Regions from separate parts of the Homo sapiens genome. Here region 1 is linked to region 2. Evidence: chromatin loops called from intact Hi-C (ENCODE). Cell type or tissue: OCI-LY7. All regions are shown on one strand. Links, peaks and the distances in the headings refer to the core of each region. The heading gives the core; the rest is flanking DNA.

Evidence for each region. Peaks named below come from ENCODE experiments on the same cell type or tissue, not always from the same donor. Only the 100,000 strongest peaks of a DNase experiment are listed, where the experiment ranks them.
Region 1: it touches region 2 in a loop (10-fold over the local background); 61 of 110 quality-filtered maps call a loop at or near these places.

The regions. Positions count from the first base shown.
Region 1 is chr17:39,243,369-39,246,274 of GRCh38, forward strand. It overlaps the pseudogene LOC101929578. Among named protein-coding and RNA genes, the nearest start is that of STAC2, 19 kb to the left of the region's middle. RefSeq lists an enhancer at 986-1,560. In OCI-LY7, for the core only: CTCF peaks have their summits at 1,559 (motif pointing left) and 1,768; DNase peaks (open chromatin) are centred at 773 and 1,553; H3K4me3 peaks cover 1,014 bases; H3K27ac peaks cover 1,310 bases.
Region 2 is chr17:38,981,822-38,984,727 of GRCh38, forward strand. No RefSeq gene overlaps it. Among named protein-coding and RNA genes, the nearest start is that of FBXO47, 16 kb to the left of the region's middle. In OCI-LY7, for the core only: a CTCF peak has its summit at 1,499 (motif pointing right); a DNase peak (open chromatin) is centred at 1,500.

The DNA of each region.
Region 1 (2,906 bases), core at 197-2,696, 260 kb after region 2:
AGGGCTGTCACCTGGCCTCGCCGGCTGTGTGGGTTCTGGCCCCACGTTGCTGTGGATCCTCAGCCTGCTGTGCCCCATCTCTTGGACTGTTTCCTTTTCTGTACACAGAGGGATGGGGCTTGGTCTCTGTCTCACAGCCAATCCAACAGAGCCACTGAAGAGAGGCAGGCAGGTAAAGAAAGAGTCTTTGGGCCGGGCGCGGTGGCTCACGCCTGTAATCCCAGCACTTTGGGAGGCTGAGGTAGGTGGATCACAAGGTCAAGAGGTCGAGACAAGCCTGGCCAATAGGGTGAAACCCCATCTCTACTAAAAATACAAAAATTAGCCGGGCGTGGTGGCACGAGCCTGTAATCCCAGCTACTCGGGAGGCTGAGGCAGGAGAATCGCTTGAACTCAGGAGGCGGAGGTTGCGGTGAGCTGAGATCGCGCCACTGCACTCTAACCTGCACAACGGAGCGAGACTGCAGCTCAAAAAAAAAAAAAAAAAAAAAAAGAAAAGAAAGGAGCCTGAGGCTTTCCTCATCATCCTCCTGCAGCACAAAGGAGCGGAAACTGAAAATGGACCGTGAGAAGATGGAGAAACAGCCCCTGCATGAGAGGGACAAGTATCAGACCGCCTGCGAGAGCACTGTCTTCTTGGAGGTGTGTGTGTTGGGGCGAGAGCAGGAGGGGAGAGTTGGAGAAAAGATCCTCACGGTACAGATGGGGAAATGGAGGCCTCCAGGGCTCTGACTGCTGCAAGCCCATCACAGCCCCCTGGGGACTCCACCACTTCCTGCAAAGGACACTCTCTGCCCTGTCTGTGGTTGTTGAAGCTTCCAGGAGCTGACGCCCTCCAGGCTGCCTGTCCTACGCGGGCCATCGCCACCTCCTTCCTTGTGTGCTCCCTCTGCCTGGCCCCCTCCTCCTCCTGCTGCTCCTCCTGGCCAGCTCCTCCAAGGCCCTTCCTCACTGCCCCAGGCCCGCCGGGTGGTTAACTTCTTCCTTCCTGTGGAAACCCAGTCCACTTGTCAGGCCCCTGGTCAGCTCTTAATATACAGGTGGAGAGAAGGGAGCAATGACCAGCCTTGCTGTGTGTTTGCCTGCAGTGTTCGCCATGGCCGGAGTCCCCTGCAAGGCCCCGGCCACCTCTCAGCTCTCTGGCTCTGACCTCTCCCCACTCCTGCAGGCTCTTGTCCCCAGAAAGGTGAGGCAGGATGAGCACCTCCTGTCAGCCCTTTGGGGTGAGAGTGAAGAAAAGAGCTCCCAGCCCAGGCATGGAGCAAAGGGCAGGGCTGGGGATTGGTGGGGAATTTGTGGGGTGAGGACAGGAGCAAGCTCTGTGTCCCAGGGCAGGCCTGGAGGAAGGGTGTTGGTGGAGGGAGACTGGCTGTAATGCTCCGCAGAGTTCTTGAACCTTTGCTCCTCCTCATAGGCTCTGTTCCTCACCACCATTCGCTCTGGATACCTTGGGGTGTAGCCCAGTTGAGGTGAGCCTTCCCCTTCCCACTCTCCACTGTCCCAAAGCCTTCTCCGCAGCTTCATCTCAAGCTCCAGAATGGAGTGGCCCTGCCCCCTGGTGGCCAGATGTGATATGGCCATAGATTGTAACTTACCTGATAAGACTGGGCAGGAAGAGCCTCCCTTCTCAGACTTGGGACCTCCCAAGGGAGGGGCTGTTTCCCTTTCTTGTTCTGTCCCTGGGTCCTGGTATTACCTGGACCATCCATTTTATACCTCAGGATCTGAACCAAAAAGCCCCCATCTCAGAGACACAGCAATGGTTGCATCAGCACTGGTTCTCCAGCTACTGCCGGATGCTGGCCAACTTCACTGGTGAGGCTAGTGTCTGGCAGGAGCCAGACCTGTAGGGGACTGAGAGTGGGTGGGACACACAGGCAGGAAGCCTGTCTCTGTCCTGGCTTGTTGTGGGCCCTTCAACTAACATTTACTGGGGACTAAGAGTTGCCCAGCATTGTGCTAGGCTCTCGTCTCACGAATTATCCCATATAATTTATACACTATTCCTTGAGGACAGTGCCCAGAGAGGTTAAATAACTTGCCCAAGGACACACAGCTAACAAGTGGCAGAACTGGCATTTAAATCCAAGCCTGACTCCCATATCTGAGCACACTAGGGCTATTTGTAGACTAATAGACTGTGTCCCTTACTTCCCACCCTTGATCCCAGGCCTCTTTCCTCAGTCTGGCCCTGTCTGACTCTACAGGTCTGGATCTGCTGAAGCTTACATGCCAGGACCTTATCCAAATCTGCGGGGCTGCTGATGGGATCCGCCTTTTCAATACTCTTAGAGCCAGGTGCTGGACACTGCCAACCAGGGTCCCCTTCCCACTGTAGTGGCCCTTACTAACTTAGCTAGCAGGTATGTTTCATACAATTTTTTTTTTAATATGGAGTTTCACTCTTGTTGCCCAGGCTGGAATGCAATGGCGCAATCTTGGCTCACTGCAACCTCTGCCTCAGGTTCAAGTGATTATCCTGCCTCAGCCTCCTGAGTAGCTGGGATTACAGGCGTCTGCCACCATGCCTGGCCAATTTTTTTTTTTTTTTTTTTTTTGAGACGGAGTCTTTTGCCCAGGCCGGACTGCAGTGGCACTATCTCGGCTCACTGCAAGCTCCGCCTCCTGGGTTCACGCCATTTTCCTGCCTCAGCCTCCCGAGTAGCTGGGACTACAGGCGCCTGCCACCGCGCCCGTCTAATTTTTTGTATTTTTAGTAGAGACGGGGTTTCACCACGTTCGTCAGGCTGGTCTTGAACTCCTGACCTCAGGTGATCCACCTGCTTTGGCCTCCCAAAGTGCTGGGATTACAGGAGTGAGCCACTGCACCCGGCTCATACAATGTTTAAGCCAGAAGTCACCTTAAAGACCACTTAGTCCCACTCCCTCTTTTTACAGAAGAAACT
Region 2 (2,906 bases), core at 234-2,733:
CTGGAACTCCTGGGCTCAAGTGATCCTCCCACTTCAGCCTTCCAAGTAGCTGGGACTACAGGAAATGCCACCATCCCCAGCTTAGTTTGTCAGTTTCTTACAAAACTAAATATACTCTTACCATATGACCCAGAAGTCATACTACTTAGTATTTACCCAAATCAGTTGAAAACTTATCTACACAAAAACCTGCATACAGATGTTTATAGCAGTTCTATTCATAATTGCCAAAACTTGGAAGCAACCAAGATGTCCTTCAGGAAGTGAATGGACAAATAAACTGTGGTGCATTCAGACAATGGAATATTATTCAGTGCTAAAAAAAAATGAGTTATCAAGCTATGAAAAGACATGGAGGAAACTTAAATGCATGTTACTAAGTGAAAGAAGCCAATCCGAAAAGGCTACATACTGTATGACTCCAACTACGTGACATTCTGGAAAAGGCAAAACTGTGGAGACAGTGAAAAGATCAATGATTGCCAGGGATTGGTTAGGGGGAGATAGAGGATTTTTAGGGCAGTGAAAATGCTCCGTATGATACTATAAAGGAACTCTATGATACATGTCATTATACATTTGTCAAAACCTATAGAACGGCTGGGTGCATTGGCGCACGCCTGTAATCCCAGCACTTTGGGAGGCCGAGGCAGGTGGATCACTTGAAGTCAGAAGTTTGAGACCAGCCTGGTCATCATGGTGAAACCCAGTCTCTACTAAAAATACAAAAATTAGCTGGGTGTGGTGGCACGTGCCTGTAATCCCAGCTACTCGGGAGGCTGAGGCAGAAGAATCGCTTGAACTCCGAAGGCAGAGGCTGCAGTGAGCTGAGATCGCGCCACAGCACTCCAGCCTAGGTGACCAGAGCGAGACTCCATCTCAAAAAACAAAAACAAAACAAAATAAAACAAAAATTAGCTGGGTGTGGTGGTGGGCGCCTGTAGTCCCAGCTACTCCGGAGGGCTGAGGCAGGAAAATCACTTGAACCCGGGAGGCGGAGGTTGCAGTGAGCCAAGATCGTGCCACTGCACTCCAGCCTGGGAAATAGAGCAAAACTCCTACTCAAAAAAAAAAAAAAAAAAAAAAAAAAGGATAATTTAAATAAAATATTTTTTCTGTCCTATTAAATACTTCTTATGTTCTATTAAATACTTCTTATCAGACCTCATGAGTGCATCACCAAAGACACTTATTGAAGCAAATTCTGTGTGAATAGAATTGGCAAGTCAGTCACTGCAAAGCACTAGACAAGTATGAAAAATACTCCCATGTGGGAAAAACTGCTAAAAAATTAATTTCCAGATGGTCAAAGTTCAGGCTTGACTCATGTGGAATTTTTTAAAAATCAAAAACACTGAAACTTGGAAAACCCAGAAAACTATAATTCTTATTAGTTGACTGAAATTACTAAGTAAACAAGCCACAGTATCGAAGAGCTCATTACTGTTACTGAAGAGCTCATTTTCAAGGAGAAATGTGTGCTGCAATTCTCCCAGAAGGTGGCAGCAGAAAGCTGTATACGACAATATGATTTTTCAAATGAAGCGGGGGGATATCCTAAAGGCAGAAAACTGGAAAGCACTTTAGCTGACACAGAACACTCTCATTTTACAGATGAGAAAGCTGAGTTCCAAAGAGATTACCTGAGTTTCTTAGGCAAAATTCTTCATTGAAATAAATTCCCTGAGGCCGAGCATGGTGGCACACGCCTGTAATCCCAGCACTTCGGGAGGCCCGGGTGGGCAGATCACCTGAGTTTAGGAGTTTGAGACCAGCCTGGCTAACATGGTGAAACCCCATCTCTACTAAAAACACAAGAATTAGCCAGGCGTGGTGGCGCACGCCTGTAATCCTAGCTACTCAAGAGGCTGAGGCAGGAGAATCACTTGAACCTAGGAGGCGGAGGTTGCAGTGAGCCAAGATCAGCCATTGCACTCCAGCCTGGGTGGAAGAGCAACGCTCTGTCTCAAAAAAAAAAGAAAAGAAATAAATTCCTTGAGAGCTGGGAGCAATGGCATGCACCTGTAGTCTAGACCCAGCAACTCAGGAGGCTGAAAAAGGAGGATGGCTTGAGCCCAGGAGTTCTAGGCTATAGTGCACATAATTGTGCCTGTGAATACACTGCAAATTAAAACCTGGGAAATATAGCAAGACCCTGTCATAAATAAATAAATAAATAAATTCCTTGAAATATGTCACACTATGCAGATTTCACTATGCATATTATGCTCAGTGTAAGCAAAATTATTTTTATTTTTGGAGACAGGGTCTTGCTCTGTCACTCAGGCTGGAGTACAGTGGCACAAATCATGGCTCACTGCAGCCTCAATCTTATAGGCTCAAGCAATCCTCCTGCCTCAGCCTCCCAAAGTGCTCGGATTACAGATGTGAGCCACTGTACCTGGCTGCAAATTTAATTAGACATAAAAATATAATATTAAGTTATGATAGAAAAAGCTTTGGGATATTTCCAGAACTTCCCCTCTCTCCACCTTTTTTTTTTTTTTTTTTTTTGAGACTGAGTCTCCCTCTGTTACCCAGGCTGGAGTTCAGTGGTATAATCTTGGCTCACTGCAACCTCTGCCTCCCAGGTTCAAGCAATTCTCCTGCCTCAGCCTCCTGAGTAGCTGGGATTACAGGCACCTGCCACCACACCTGGCTAATTTTTTGTATTTTTTAGTAGAGACAGGGTTTTACTATATTGGCCAAGCTGGTCTTGAACTCCTGTCCTCAGGTCATCTGCCCACCCTAGCCTCCCAAAGTGTTGGGATTATAGGTGTGAGCCACCGTGCTCTGTCAATCTGTCAATTTTTTTTCATTACAAAGTCAAAGACAACCAACCCAAAATTTTAAAAGCTCATATTACAAAACGAAGAAACACCAAAGCAGTGTTATAAAATTTGTGT